Regions from separate parts of the Homo sapiens genome. Here region 1 is linked to region 2. A link is an interaction called in ENCODE POLR2A ChIA-PET data of the cell type or tissue named here. Cell type or tissue: OCI-LY7. All regions are shown on one strand. Links, peaks and the distances in the headings refer to the core of each region. The heading gives the core; the rest is flanking DNA.

Evidence for each region. Peaks named below come from ENCODE experiments on the same cell type or tissue, not always from the same donor. Only the 100,000 strongest peaks of a DNase experiment are listed, where the experiment ranks them.
Region 1: POLR2A ChIA-PET joins it to region 2 with 11 read pairs; 2 of 35 experiments call an interaction of 5 or more read pairs at or near these places.

Annotation. Positions count from the first base shown.
Region 1 is chr18:9,424,407-9,432,277 of GRCh38, forward strand. No RefSeq gene overlaps it. Among named protein-coding and RNA genes, the nearest start is that of RALBP1, 47 kb to the right of the region's middle. In OCI-LY7, for the core only: no CTCF peak of the experiment used is centred there; no DNase peak of the experiment used is centred there.
Region 2 is chr18:9,062,345-9,070,215 of GRCh38, forward strand. LOC124904243 (a long non-coding RNA gene) reads right to left here and starts at 3,447. Exons shown (of 2, transcript XR_007066278.1): 1 at 2,994-3,447; 2 at 1-414. RefSeq lists an enhancer at 4,308-4,527. In OCI-LY7, for the core only: no CTCF peak of the experiment used is centred there; DNase peaks (open chromatin) are centred at 3,627, 4,227 and 4,677; H3K4me3 peaks cover 1,033 bases; H3K27ac peaks cover 4,939 bases.

The DNA.
Region 1 (7,871 bases), core at 1,950-6,949, 360 kb after region 2:
TTCAGCCCATATAACAGCACGGTGGTGCAGGATATGGAAGGCATATTTAGAGTCAGTATAAATATTGACACATAGTCCTTTTGCAAGAGTGAGGCTCGAGTTAAGGCAATGAGTTTGGCTTGCTGAGAGATGATGGAGTGGGGCAGAGTGGTAGCCTCAATTATAGATGTGGAAGATACTATAGCATAGCCTGCCTTTGCTGGTGAGTGGCGATTAGGCCTGGTGGAACTGCCATCAATAAACCAAGTGTGATCAGGGTGAGGAACAGGAAAGAAGGAAATATGGGGAAATGGAGTAAATGTCAGGTGGATCAGAGAGATACAGTCATGGGGGTCAGGTGTGGTATCAGGAATAATGTGGGAGGCCAGGTTGAAGTCTGGGCCAGGAAAAATGGCAATTGTGAGAGACTCAACAAAGAGTGAGTACAGCTGAAGGAGCCGAGGGTGGGGAGAGGGGAGCAGAAAGTATATCCATCAGGCGTGAGGAAGAAAATAGATTTTGAAAGTTATGAGAACAGTAGAGAGTGAGTTGAGCATAGTTTGTGATTTTGAGGGCCTCTAAAAGTATTAGAGCAGCAGCAGCCACCTCATGCAGACATGAGGGCCAGCCTAAAACGGTAAGGTCAAGTTGGACAAAAAGGCTACAGGGCACAGTCCTGATCCTTGTGTAAGAATTCCGACTGCACAGCCCTGCACTTTGGCTGTTTGTAATGAAAAAGTTGGGATGAGTCAGGGAGAGCTAATATGGGAGCAGTCTCTAGAGCTGCTTTTAAGGAATGGAAAGAGGAGTGGAGAAAGGATTTAGGATGTATGGGGTCAGATAGGTTTTCCTTTGTGAGTTTATATAATGGTTTTGTTAGGATGGCAAAACCAGGTATCCAAAGGCGAAAGTATCCAACCATGCCCAGGGAGGAAAGGAGTTGCTGCTTTGTAGAAGGGGTTGGGGTTTGAGAGATCAGCCAGACACAATCGGCAGGGGGAGTATGTGTGTTTTCATGAAGAGTTATGCCAAGGTAGGTAATGGATGGAGAAGAAATTTAAGCTTTGGAGGGGGATACCTGATATTCCTTGGAGAATAAATGTTGAAGGAGCAGAAGGGTATCTTGTTGAGAAGATTCAAGGGAGGGGCTACGAAGTAGAAGGCCATCAATATATTGAATAAGGTGAGAAGCAGAGGGGTGGAAAGAAAGTAAATCATAAGAAATAGCTTGGCTGAAGTAATGAGGGCTGTCCCTGAAGCCTTGTGGCAGTACCACCCAGGTAAGCTGCTGGGACTGATGGGTATCAGGGTCAGTCCAGGTAAAAGCAAAGAGAGGCTGGGATGAGGGGTTCAGGGGAATAGTGAAAAAAGCATCTTTAAGATCAAGAATGGAATAGTGAGTTGTGGAGGAAGGTATTGAGGACAAAATAGTGTATGGGTTGGGCACCACAGGGTGGATAGGCAAAACAATTTGGTTGATAAGGTGCAGATCCTGAACTAACCTGTAAGACTTGTCCAGTTTTGGGACAGGTAAAATGGGGGAATTGTAAGGAGAGTTTATAGGCTTTAGAAGCCCGTGCTGTAGCAGGCAACTGATAACAGGTTTCAGTCCCCTTAAAGCCTGCTGTGGGATGGGATACTGGCATTAAGTGGGGTAAGGGTGATTAGGTTTTAATGGGATAGTAATGGGTGTGTGATTGGTTGCCAGGGAGGGAGGAGAGGTGTCCCATACTTTTTGGTTAAAGTTGGGGGATACAAGAGGAAGATGCAAAGGAGGCTTTGGGTTGGGGAGAAGGGTGGCAATGAGATGTGGCTGTAGTCCAGGACTATGGAATATGTTTGAAATGTTTCATAATGAAAAATTTAAATAATAAACATTTAATTTGTTTAAAAGTACAGTTAAAATGATTAGTCATAAACTGCAAACATTTGCTTGATTTCACCTTTTGCTTGAAAATTGTGTCACCATAGGCTAGGCACAGTGGCTCATGCCTGTAATCCCAGCACTTTGGGAGGTTGAGGCAGGCAAATCACAAGGTCAGGAGGTAGAGACCATCCTGGCTAACACGATGAAGCCCTGACTCTTCTAAAAGTACAAAAAATTAGCTGGGCATGGTGGTGGGCGCCTGTAGTCCCAGCTACTCAGGAGGCTGAGGCAGGAGAATCACTGAACCCAGGAGATGGAGATTGAAGTGAGCCGAGATCATGCCACTGCACTCCAGCCTGGGCGACAGAGCGAGACTCCGTCTCAAAACAAAAAAGAAAGAGAAAGAAAGAAAAAGAAAGAAAGAAAGAAAGAAAAAAGAAAGGAAGGAAGGAAGGAAGGAAGGAAGGAAGGAGGGAAAATTGTGTCACGATAATGAAAATGAAAAGTTCCCTAGGATGAATCAGTTAAATTTTTGCAAGAGAAATTAGTGTGAGAAACTGGAGGTGAGACTGGAGTCGGAAGTTGGCCCCTTAACTCCTGCAGAGTGACAAAGCCAGTTAAGACTGAGAGGGACTTCTGGCAGATGTCACGTGGGGATCTTCTTGCTCTTCCTTGACCAAGTCTGAGCTAAGACAGGCCCTCCGGGCCAGGGCTGCCTGGGTGTATTGACTGGGCAGGGACAATTGTTTATGTACTCTTTTGTCTCATGGACTCCTCCTTTAGAGAAAAAGTGTAAGCTGTCAGGCCATTAACAGGAGAGTCGGCTTCAAACGAGCACCCAGCAATGTGTCCTCTGAAGGAGAAAATGGTCTTGTATACCTGCACGCCCGAACAAAAGCAGCTACTGTTCTGATTTACTTAGCAATGCGTAAAAAAAAATGAATCTATGAACAAGGATTTCTGGCACTGAGAAAAACTACTGAAATAAGCTGGGTTTTTATACCATTTTATATTCATTTCCTGTTTCTGCTGTAGCAAATCAGCACCACAAACCTGATGGCTTAAAAAAACACAAGCTTATAATCTAACAGTCCTGGAGGCCCAGAGGTCTGAAGTCAGTTTCACTGGACTAAGGTCAAGGTGTCAGTAGGGCAGGTTCTTCCTGGAGGTGCTGAAGGGAGAATCCGTTTTCTGCCTTTTCCTGCTTCCAACAGCTGTCACATTCCTTGGCCCATGGCCCCTTCCTTGGCCTTCAAAGGGCATCACTCCAGTCTCTGCTTCCTTCTCCTCCAACTGTGACTCCTCTCTGTCCCTCTTAGAAGGGCCTTGGTGATTACATAGGGTCCATGCAGCTAATCCAGGCTGATCTCCCCATCTCAAGACACTGAATTTAATGACATCTGCCAAGTCCCTTTTCTACACAAGGTCATATTCATAGGAGATTAGGATCTGGACAACTTTGTGGGGCCAGCATTCAACCCAGCACACCTGTCACAGCATGACACTACGGGAAGCACCTTGCTGATGGCCCACACCCAAGTCATGCCACTTAAACTGAGGCACATGTACCCAGGCTCATGGGGAGAAGCCAGGCAGTTCTCAAAGGCACAAGAAGAATGTAGCGTATTACCTTTATTTCATGGGAAGTGATTTAAGACTATTTTATTTTATTTTATATTTTTGAGACAGGGTCTCACTCTGTCATCCAGGCTGGAGTACAGTGATGTAATCAGAGCTCATTGCAACCTCAGACTCCTGGGTTCAAGTGATCCTCCCACTTCAGCCTCCCAAAGTGTTGGGATTACAGGTGTGAGCCACCCCACTTGGCAAGACATTATTTTAATATTTAAATAAACACAGCTATATTACAGAATAGAATGTTAGATTCTCATAAATTCTAAAAATAAAAATGTAAGTCTTGAAAGAAACATTCCCACTATTGGCAAGGTTATTTGGGCCTCATCCCTAGACCCTTGGGTTGGGTGAAACTCACTTCTGCCACTGGAGTTCCTCAGTGTATGAGACTGAGAGGCACTGCTCATCAACTCCTCACTTAACAGACGAGGAGACGGAGGCCCGACAGACAACAACCTCTTAAAATCACAAAGAGGCAGACGAGGGCGGGTGTGCGGCCTCCCTGGCTTGTGGTGGTTTGCTGTGTGTTTACTCCAGAACGCCCTGCTCACATGGCTGAGACAGAGGACAGAAGGCTTGAGAGGGATGGAAAGAGCAACCAGGTGGACTGACTGACGTGTTTCCTCACAGAGGGCTGCGTCACCGGCCTATCTGGTGGTGTCCTAGGCACCGCCTGTATCAGAGGCTTCTCTGATGGTGGGATAAGGGCTCTGAAAGGCATGTTCTCTCAAGGGGAAATTAATATGAATTTTTGGCAATTTGCCCAGCTGCTAAATATTGATTCTGTTTCCCTTGAAGGAAGTTTAGCAGGATTCTAATGAGATATTTATGTGTTTACAGGCATTTATATGGCAAAGCAGTTAGTAATGTTTATTGTAAAACAGTGGGTTTGAACCTAATAATGATTTTCTGTTGGAAGACCATGTCCGTCAGAATTTGACTCACTTGAGAAAGCAGGAAACTCACATTTGGGGCCTCCTCCTCCTTTCTTCTCTCCTCTTCAGATACTTCTAGATTTTCCCTGTTGCTTCCTAAAGCAGTGATCCTCAGCCAGGGGAGTAAGAGTCTCTTTTTGGAATGGGGTATGTCAGACTTTTTATTTTGAAGAGAAATATGCAAAAATACAGATCGTACCATGACAGCATGAATCACATCGATACAAATCTCAGCCAGTCCTACCACTCCCCATGATGCAAGATTGCCTGGACACGTTAATTGTCTGCTAGTTATTTTTGAATCTAACATCACTAGCACCAGTGTGTTGTGAACACCAGAGAATGGTGTTTGAGGCGATGAACTACGTGCACCAGAGAATGGAGCAGTGGAGAGCTGTTTCCATCTAGGCGGGCAGTCAAAGCTCAGTGTGAGGGGCCACACTCTTGGCCCATGCACTGTTGCATGGGTTGAAATGCCATGGCTTGAATTCAGTAAGCCTCTGACTGTTAGTGCTCTGGGAATATTTCATTCCCTCAAAAAGAGTACACATGTCTCCAGGCAGGATCTGTACCTTTTCATGTGCCAAATGAAAGACATACACAGAACAATTACTCTGGTTGTCAGAGGTAGCCAAAAATATCCAAAACCTGGTACCAAATATGTAGGGCAAATTATTATTATGCAATGCCAATCTCAAACTGTGTTAGTTTCAGAAGCCCTTGAGTCAAGCATCCTTTCAAGTTGCAAATTTATGGGTTAAGAAATAGAACTCTATTCAACAGCTGGGAAATTACTTGGACATTGGCAAATGCCAAAAAAATAATGCTCAAAGTAGGAGAACAAAATAACAACCTCCTTTGTTTTAAAGCATTACCCATTTCACAATTCATGAGGTCCTCAGAGCTAGGTTTGTATGATGAACAATCAAGGCATCTGCAAATCAGCAAACACATTGAATTCATGTTTAAAGCAAAACCACATTTGCATGACGAACACTAGAACATTGCTCTAAACAAGGACCAGTCCCTGGGACATCCAAAAACTCAGGAATGCAGAACAATGCGGGTACTTAGAGCAAACGAGGACAAATGACAAGATGGCAAACAACTCAAAGATAGCAGATTGCTCTTTTTTAGAAGCTTCCACCTCTAAACAGTTGGATTCATTTTACATTCCTAGCCTTGGGAATTTGACTGTTTCTATTGTAATTGCTCATGAGCCACTATTAGAAAGGTCACTTGTATAAAGGTATGAAGCTATAATGACTAGGACATTTTTAAAAAGGCAAACTGAGTCAGATCTCGGTTGTCTTAACTCTGTCCATGTAAGTACCATATAAAACAGATACTCACTTTTTTGGGCAAAGTCTGATACAATAGTGAAAGTGTCCATATTTGCAAATCACAATTTTAGGGACTTTTTTATTTTTTATTTTATTTTATTTTATTTTTTTCAAGGCAGAAGAATTTTTCTTAGTACAGAACAAAATGGAGTCTCCTATGTATACTTCTTTCTACACAGACACAGTAACAATCTGATCTCTCCTTCTTTTCCCCACATTTCCCCCTTTTCTTTTTGACAAAACCGCCATCGTCATCATGGCCCGTTCTCGAAGGTCGCTGTCTCTTCGGAGCTGTTGGGTACACTTCCCAGACGGGGCGGCCGGGCAGAGGCGCCCCCCACCTCCCAGACGGGGCGGCCGGGCAGAGGCGCTCCTCACCTCCCAGACGGGGCGGCCGGGCAGAGGCGCCCCTCACCTCCCAGACGGGGCGGCCGGGCAGAGGCGCTCCCCATTTCCCAGTAGGCACTTTTTTAAAAACTAAATTGGTTTTATTTACAAGGAGGTCAGTTATTTTCTCTGCATTTGATTTCACTAAATTATCAAGTGCAGGGAAAACATTTACTTTCTAGATTCATACTCCTTAAGGAACACTTTTTATTATTTTTTTCAAATGCTGCTCTCCAGGTTGAGCCTCCCTAATCTGAAAATCTGAAATTGGAAATGCTCCAAAATCGGAAACTTTTAGAGTGCCAGCCTAACGCCACAAATGGAAAACTCCACACCTGACCTCATGCAAAGGGTCTCAGTGAAAACACAGGCACACAACGCATGGTTTATCCAGTGGCTCCAAGGGAAAAAAGACCTTCCCAGCCCCTTAGCTGCAATAGATATTTTCCACTCATTCCCAGATTCCCCCAGGCAAGCATGTCCACAAAGGGTAATAAAATAACATTTCATTTCATGCACAAAATCATTTTAACGTATCGTGTAAAATTATCTTCAGTCTATGTGTATAAGCTGTACGTGAAGCATAAATAGGGTTTGTGTTTAGATATTCCATCCCCAAGATATCTCATTATGTACGTGCAAACATTTCAAAATCCAAAAATTTCCAAAATTCCATACACTTCTGGTCTCTAGCATTTTGGATAAGTGATACTCAACCTGTATTAACAAGCAGTAATTAATTTTAAAATGTGCTGTGCAGAATGCTTTTACATAGCTAATGGTTTTAGCAGCAAGGGCGATCACCTCTGCTTCATATCCAACATTTCACTAATCACCTCTTTTATAAGGTTTCTTTTCCTTAACCCATATCACCCTGTTACAATATAAACTAAGGCACATTAAAATTTTAAAGAGTTTCTTGAGTAGACAGATTCATGAATTGGGCAGCACCAGACCTTAAGTAGCTTGGGGCACCACTGAAGGGACACTGGGGTTTTGACAACGTGAATACAGAAGCAAGGCAAAGAAATTCATCCAGCAAAAGTCCCTAGTTAGAAGTTAGTTCCGATTGGCCTACGATATGACCGTTGACACTGAGGTGGGTTTCGTTTGCTTACTAGGAAGCCAGGGTGCTGAAGCCTCCTCAGTCTAATGGCCTCCCAGTGAATTATTTATTTAGAAAACTGATTCTCTTTCAACATTCCAGTCTTATAGTGAAAGTATTTTTGTTTGCTCTTTTTCCTTTTCTTTTCTTTTTTTTTTTTTTTTCTGAGATGGAGTCTCTCTCTGTCGCCCAGGCTGGAGTGCAATGGCAAAATAGCTCACTGCAACCTCTGCCTCCTGGGTTCAAATGATTCTTGTGCCTCAGCCTCCCAAGTAGCTTGGATTACAGGTGCTGGCCACCACACCCAGCTAATTTTTTTGTATTTTTAGTAGAGACCAGGTTTCATCATGTTGGCCAGGCTGGTTTTGAACTCCTGACCTCAAGTGATCTGCCTGCCTTGGCCTCCCAAAGTGCTAGGATTACAAGTGTGAGCCACGGCGCCTGGCTTTTTTTTCTTTTTCTTTTTTTTTTTTTTGAGATAGGGTCTCATTCTGTCACCTGGGCTGGAGTTCAGTGGCACCATCATAGCTCACTTTAGCTTCAAACTCCTGGGCTCAAGTCAGCCTCCTGCCTCAGCCTCCTGAGTAGCTGGGACTACAGGCATGTGCTACCATGCCTGG
Region 2 (7,871 bases), core at 1,891-6,890:
TTGTAATACTGAAAAAGAAACCCTGTCTACCCTCTAAGTTGGATGGAGAATTCAACATAAATAAGAAAGATATATCTACTAAGCAACTGAAACTTAATATGTCCAAAACCAAACTTCTGGACTTCTTCACACACCATGCTGTCTTCTCCCATACCTTCCCCTCCATAGAGAAGGTAACCATCATCCTTCCAGGCGCTCCTGCCAGCAGTCTCGGAATCAGGCTTGATTCCTCTTTTTCTCTCCCATTTCATGGCTTGCTCAACCTCCCAGGCTATCCAGAACCTGAGTGGCTCCCTTCCTCCATGATGAAGCCACCATCACTTCTTGCCTGGATTGTTGCAGTAGCCTCCAAACTGTTTTTCTGCTTCAGTCTTTACTTTCTCACACCATTCTCAATTCAGCAGCCACAGGGTCCTTTCCAAATGGAAAACCACATCATATCTCTTCCTACTCAAAACCTCCCATTGACTCCTAACTCATTCAGAATAGAAGGCCAGCCAGGTGTGGTGGTGAACACTTGTAGTCCCAGCTACTCAAGAGGCTGAGGGGAGGACAGCTTTAGCCAAAGAAAGAAGAAGGAGGAGGAGGAGGAGGAGGAGGAAGAAGAGAAGAAAGCTAACTCCTTGTAGTGACGTGCAAGGTCCTACATCTCTTTGATCTGATTACTGTCCTCTCACGGCCTCCCCATGCCCCACCCCCCAATACCTGGAACACAAATGCCCATGCCTGGCCCTTGGCATATGCACAACCCCTCCCTCCGCCCGGATGCCCCCTCCACCAGCTGTCCACGGGGCTTATTCCTGCTGCTTCTTCAGGGCTCCCCTACCCCAGCATTCCCCATTGCTTTATTTGTTTGTTTGTTTTGAGACAGAGTCTCACTCTGTCGCCCAGGCTGGAGTACAATGATGCAATCTTGGCTCACTACAACCTCCACCTCCCGGGTTCAAGCGATTCTCCCACCTCAGGCTTCTTAGTAGCTGGGATTACAAGCGCCCACCACCGTGCCTGGCTAATTTTTGTATTTTTAGTAGAGATGGGGTTTCGCCATGTTGCCCAGGCTGGTCTCGAACTCCTGAGCTCAAGTAATCTTCCCACCTAGGCCTCCCAAAGTGCTGGGATTACAGGCGTGAGCCACCATGCCCAGCCCCCTGTGTTATTTTTATCCATAGCACTTATCACTATCTGAGGTAGTGAAGATGTCTATTTCCTTGTTATGATCTGTTTCCTCTGACTACAATAAAAACTCCATGAAGTCAGGGATTCTATTTGCCACTGTGCTCCAAACCCCAATGCCTAAAAGCTGTCTGTCATACACTAGGTATCTAATAAATTGTTGTTGAATTCATTAATTCTACTCATATTTATCATTTACTTTTTTCAATTGCAGTTCAAGGGGGAGAGAGAGACAAATCAACAGGTACTTATAATACAGTGGGTAAGTGCTGTATTTGGAGAAGTATAGGGCATTACAGAGTAACAAAGGAGAACCAGATGCGAATAAAGAAATAAGGAAATATAAGTGCCCTCAGAGAAGTCGTCTGACATCCTGCATGCTCCAATTTGGCATACCCAGCATCCTATCTGACCTGGGGAGTTCTGGTGCTTTTGTTTTAATTTGTGATTATAAATGTGTCAGATGTGTCAGTCATTGCCTTCCTAGGCAAATGCAAAATCACAAAACATTTTCTTATCAAAAATAATAGCCTCGGGCCAGGCGCTGTGGCTCACACCTGTAATCCCAGCACTTTGGGAGGCCGAGATGGGCAGATAACCTGAGGTCGGCAGCTCAAGACTAGCCTGGCAAACATGGTGAAACCCTGTCTCTACTGAAAACACAAAAATTAGCCAGGCGTAGTGGCGGGTGCCTGTAACTCCAGCTATTCGGAAGGCTGAGACAGGAGAATTCCTTGAACCCGGGAGGCAGAGGTTGCTGTGAGCTGAGATTGTGCCACTGCACTCCAGCCTCTGACAGTAAAACTCTGTATCCTAAATAAATAAGTAAATAAAATAAAATTGTAAAAAAAGTTATAGCCTGGGACTCAACAAAAACAACGTTCCTATGGGAACACAGTTTTGTCTTTTTTTGTTTAAACAGTTGTTGTTGTTGTTGTTGTTTTTGAGACAGGGTCTTGCTCTGTTGCCCAGGCTGGAGTGCAGTGGCACAACCACAGCTCACTGTAGTCTCAACCTCCTGGGCTCAAGCGATCCTCCCACCTCAGTTTCCTGAGTAGCTGGGATCACAGGCACGCCACCACACCTGACTAATTTTCTGTATTTTTTTTTCTAGGGATTCGGTTTTGCCATGTTGCCCAGGCAGGTATCAAACTCCTGAACTCAAACAATCCACCTTCTTCGGCCTCCCAAAGTGCTGGGATTATAGGCTGTTTTATACTTTTTAGGTGATTAAGTATCTTTAAATATTTACCGAACAATTTATTTTAATTATTCTAAATTTTCTTCTAATTATTATGAATGTAGATACATGTTTCACAAAATTACAATTATACTCACATAAAATCTATACAGGCGGTGGCTCGCGCCTGTAATCCCAGCACCTTGGGAGCCCAAGGTGGGTGGATCACCTGAGGTCAGGAGTTCGAGACCAGCCTGAACAACATGATGAAACGCTGTCTCTACTAAAAAGACAAAATTAGCCAGGTGTGGTGGCACACGCCTATAATCCCAGCACTTTTGGGAGGCTGAGGTGGGTAGATCTCCTGAGGTCAGGAGTTTGGGACCAGCCTGGCTAACATGGTGAAGCCCTGTCTCTACTAAAAATACAAAAATTAGCCAGTCATGGTGGTGGGTGCCTGTAATCCTACCTACTCAGGAGGCTGACACAGGAGAATCGCTTGAACCTGGGAGGTGGAGGTTGCAGTGAGCTGAGATCATGCCATGGCACTCCAGCCTGGGCAACAAGAGTGAAACTCCCTAAAGAAAAAAAAAAAAAAAAAAGCTATAGCTTTTCATGGAATATCTGCATTTGCACATACCTCTCCTCTGCATGACATTCTTCTTTCATTCACCCAGTTGTTTTCTGCTCTTTCTGGTGCCTTCTTTTTCTTTAAGCAACATTTATTCAAAGAAGTCATCACCATGGAGGCTTTTCCTATATGCTCAGGGCTACAAAATCAGCTTTTCACATCATTTTCCCCTTGGTATCTTCCTCCTCCTCCTCCTTCCTCCTTTTGTCTTCTATTCCTAGAAGTCTGTGGCTTTTCATAGTTTGGGGATTTTGTTGTTGTTGTTTTGACAGAAGAATTAAGGTCACACATGTATTTAATGCCCTGAGCCAAGTAGTGTCTTTTCCCAAAGGCCACAGAGCTTTGCCTAGGTGCCTCTGCACCGTCATCACGCTCTCATTGACCTTCCTTTCTCTTCCTCCAGGTCCAGGGGAAGTAAAAATCCCAAATCAAAAATCCCCTTAAAGCTTTATTAAAATGAGAGCTAGAAAGAAAAAAAAGATTAAAATAAATAAATGAATAAATAAAGTAAGAGCTAACAGCTAATATTTATGACGTGCTCACCATGTGCTGAGCATTCTACATAAATTCTGTCACTCCCACTTCACAGTACCTCCACGAAGTAGGTACAAATGCAAAAATCTCAGCCTCAGTGAGGGTAAGTGACTTGTCTGAGGTGCTCTGAGTACTGAATGATGGAACATTCATGTGTACCTAAACAGTCTGACCATGCAGCCATGCTCCAGCCACAGTGCAACGTGCAACACTGGTCGGGGGAGCTAACAAGGAGTTAACAAGGCAGTGAGTAACACTGCAGCTGTTACAAGAACCACTAGAAATCGTGGATTTGCAGAATATCAACAATATTTTGTCCTTGTCTTGAAGGAAAGGTACTAGGGCTAGGATTACTTTTTTTTTTTTTTTTTTTGAGACAAGGTATCGCTCTATCTCCCAAGCTCACTGGCTCACTGCAGCCTTGAACTCCTGGGCTCAAGCAACCCTCCCGCCTCGGCCTCCCTAAGTGTTGGGATTATGAGCATAAGCCATGGCGCCTGGCCTACGGTTACTTTTAGAATGTCTTCTTTCAGGATTCTCTAGGTTTTACTCTAGGATTTGGCTGGAATAGAATGCTGGTAAAGCTACCTAAGGTTTAGGCCCCCAGGTGATTCCCGGTAGTGAGATTCTTAGCAACTTTCAGAACCCACATCCGTGCTTGCTCCCTTTTTACTACATCAGCCGCTGACTCAGGACCAAGCTTTATTTGGTCTCAGCAGCCACCTGAGAACAGCAGTTGCTCAGAATTCTGCCCTGGTTGCTGGGGTTTCTACCTAAGGCCCTACCCTGTCTGGTCCCAAAGGTTCCTCTTCTTGGATTCAAGCTAACCTTGGCCTGCATTGATTTGGATGTTACCTTTTCCCTATACCAGCTCCACCCTGGAAGTTTCTTTGGCTCAGACTCCTAGAAAACCAGAAGCTGCCCTTGCCTTTGCCTTCTGTCCTTCTCAGTTTGTCCAAAATATTCCTCACCAAGCCATATAGGCTGGCTTGACCTTAAATGAATTTCAGCCCCTCTTCACTATGCTGTTCAGTTGGCACCTGGCCTGTTCTCAGTGGGGCCTGGTGACCGCGATGGCAGGTGCCTCTCTTGGGGAACCCAACCGCCTTTCATGGGATCTTCCAACCCAACTGTTACTTCCTATTTGAAAGCTTTAGACCCAAGTAGGTCCACTACAAACTCTGTTTCCAGCCAGGGGGACTTTTCTAATTCTCAGTTCATTTGCACAACAGAAATGACACCAAACCCAGTGGGTGTTCATGTCCCTCCCAGATCAGGTGACCAGCTCTGCAACCCCACTCTCTTCCCCTGGTTCTTTCTGATGATTCACCTATGAGTTACACACCTTCCCCTGTGCTAGGGCTGTCCTCTAGCCTAGACCCTACCGAGATATTCTGACAGTGTTGAGCCGTGCTTTTCACATTTCAGTCTTTCATTTATAGTGGTCACAATTTTTGTCATAGATAAATAAGTATCATCCGTACTATTAGTTATTTAATGTATTTTTCTTTAAATCACTTAGTTTTTAACTTTAAACCCAATATTCTTCAGTGTTGCCCTAAATAATATTACCTTCAAGATCAGTGGTTGGATATGCTAGTTATATATTTACTTTTTTTTTTATTTTTTGTTTAGTTTTTTATTTTATTTGAATCATCCACCTCAAAATGTCACTAGTTATATATTTTCTTTTCTTTCTTTCTTTCCTTTTTTTTTTTTTTTTTTTGAGACAGAGTCTCACTCTGTTGCCTAGGCTGGAGTGCAAACCTCCGCCTCCTGGGTTCAAGTGATTCTTGTGCCTCAGTCTCCCAAGTAGCTGGGATTACAGGCGTGCACCACCACACATGGATAATTTTTGTATTTTTGGTAGAGACGAGGTTTCACCATGTTGGCCAGGCTGGTCTTGGAACTCCAGACCTCAGGTGATCTGCCCACCTTGGCCTCCCAAAGTGCTGGGATTACAGGTGTGAGCCACCTTACCCGGCCTAGTTATATATTTTCAAACACACATTAACTAAACAAATAATTATAAGCACTGAGTCCATCAATGTCAATATGACACAGCTTTTTTTCCAGGAAACACTCGCCCAGGAAAATAAGACTGTAAGCCAATATGTAACTTGGCAATTTGCTTCAGAAAATTCCTGCAAATCAATGTATTTGGGCAGGCAGTTTGCTTACCTGGGCAAAGAGCTCGTTTATTAGACAAGTTTACTCCTAAGGACCTTTGCCTCACATGCCTTCCAATCCTGAACGATTATGTCAGAAACTGAGCCCAACCCAACCCCAATCTGTTCTCATGGTTTTGCCGCCTTGCCCAGACCGGTCTCAAACTCCTCAACTCAAGCAATCCACCTGCCTCGGCCTCCCAAAGTGCTGGGATTACAGGTGTGAGCCACCACGCATGACCTGACATTTTATTTCTTTTTTAAATTTATTTTATTTTCATCTTTTTTCATTTTTTGTTCTGAAATTTCATATGTTCAACTGTTTACCACCTAAAATCATCTCATCCATTAGGAGTGGTAGGCACAGCAGCCTTTGATGAAACATTTCCCCTAAAAACACAATAAGAAAGTTCCTCTTCCAGCTCTCCACTGTCTCTCCCACGCCTTGCCTTTCTCCTCCAGTCTCTTATGTCCCTCCTCCTCCCACACCTTTACCATCAATGCCTTTTGCACCTGAGGTCTGCCTGCCTTCTATGACTCAGAAGGACATAAACTAAGGGAGAAGGTGATTTCCAGCAGATGAGCAGACAGTATTCCAGTGAGACTCATAAAGTGGTAAGCAACCTCTGTGCTTTGAAAACATTGTTAACTTAAAATGGAATACTAGACCATCATGGAGCTCATCGTGACACTGGCCACTGTGAAGCCAAATTTCAAGTACGGAAAGTCACCCAATACAGTGCAATGTCACTGCAATTTACACGATGTGATATGAGAGTCTGTACCAAGAAGGCTCCTCTGCCCCAAATTTCTTGCCTTTCATCCATTTGCCCCACAACTCACGGGTGTTAAAGGGCATAACATTTTAACTATAACTTAAGGGAAACTAACTTTTTTTGTTTTGTTTTGTTTTGTTTTGAGATGGAGTTTTGTTCTTGTTGCCCAGGCTGGAGTACGGTGGCACTATCTCAGCCCACTGCAACCTCCGCCTCCCGGGTTCAAGCTATTATCCTGATTCAGCCTCCTGAGTAGCTGAGATTACAGGCGTGTGCCACCACACCTGGCTATTTTTTGTATTTTTAGTAGAGACAGGGTTTCACCATGTTAGCTAGGTTGGTCCCAAACTCCTGACCTCAGGAGATCTACCCACCTCAGCCTCCCAAAGTGCTGGGATTACAGGCGTGAGCCACCACACCCGGCCAACTTCAACTTTTTAACTTTAACTTGAGCACCACTTTTCTGGTCCTTCGAAGGCAAAAAAATCTGAGGAGATATGAGTATAGCAACCTTTGGGACCGGCACGGTGACTTGTGCCTATAATCCTAGCGCTTTGTGAGGCCGAGGCGGAGGGATGGCTTGAGGCAGGAGTTCGAGGCTGTAGTGAACTATGATCACACCACAGCACTCTAGCCTGAGGGACAGAGCAAGACCTTCCCTAAAAAAAATAAATAAAATAATTTAAAAATTTTTTAAACTCAACCATTGGTATTTATGGATCACTTATAGTAGGTAGGATGTTTTCAAGGTCTCCACTACAGTGCCTGTGTGCTTTGATTCTTAAAGAACGCTGTGAATGGTAGGTATTATTTTCCAGTTTACAAATGAATTAACCCAGGCTTCAAAAGGTTTGATGATTTGCCTGAGGCCACACAGCTGGTAAGGGGCAGGCCATGGTTGCCTCACCAAGTCCCTGCCCCTAATGTTACTGGAAGTGGATCCATAACATAAAAACAGCCTCTGGTGTTTCTGTAGCCCTCGTTGGTCTTATAGACTGCTCGTTCATTTTCTCATTTCCTCACGGGACACCCCCTTGAGGAGGCAAGCTGGGGGTATTTTTAGCAATGGTTTGTCAGTTCCACTTCCTCTGGGATAAGCTGCAGCAGGTGGGCGAAGGAAGGAGGAAGCAGAGAGGGACGACTGAGGAGAGAGACCGCGTGGAAGGGAAGGCCGTCACTCCTCTCCAGGCCCGTCCCACTCACGCAGAACACTGTCCTGATATTTGGGCAGCAGGAGGGTGCCCTGCTTCGAGAAGGAAAATTACCAGGGACCCGTGTGCTCTGTGAAATATGTAAGGCTCTACACAAGGAAGGAAAGCAGTTCCACTGAGATTGGTAATAAATAACATAGTTGTAAACAGAGTAAGAGAATAGAGTTAAGGGTCTCGCCAGACTGCCCCAAAAACAAA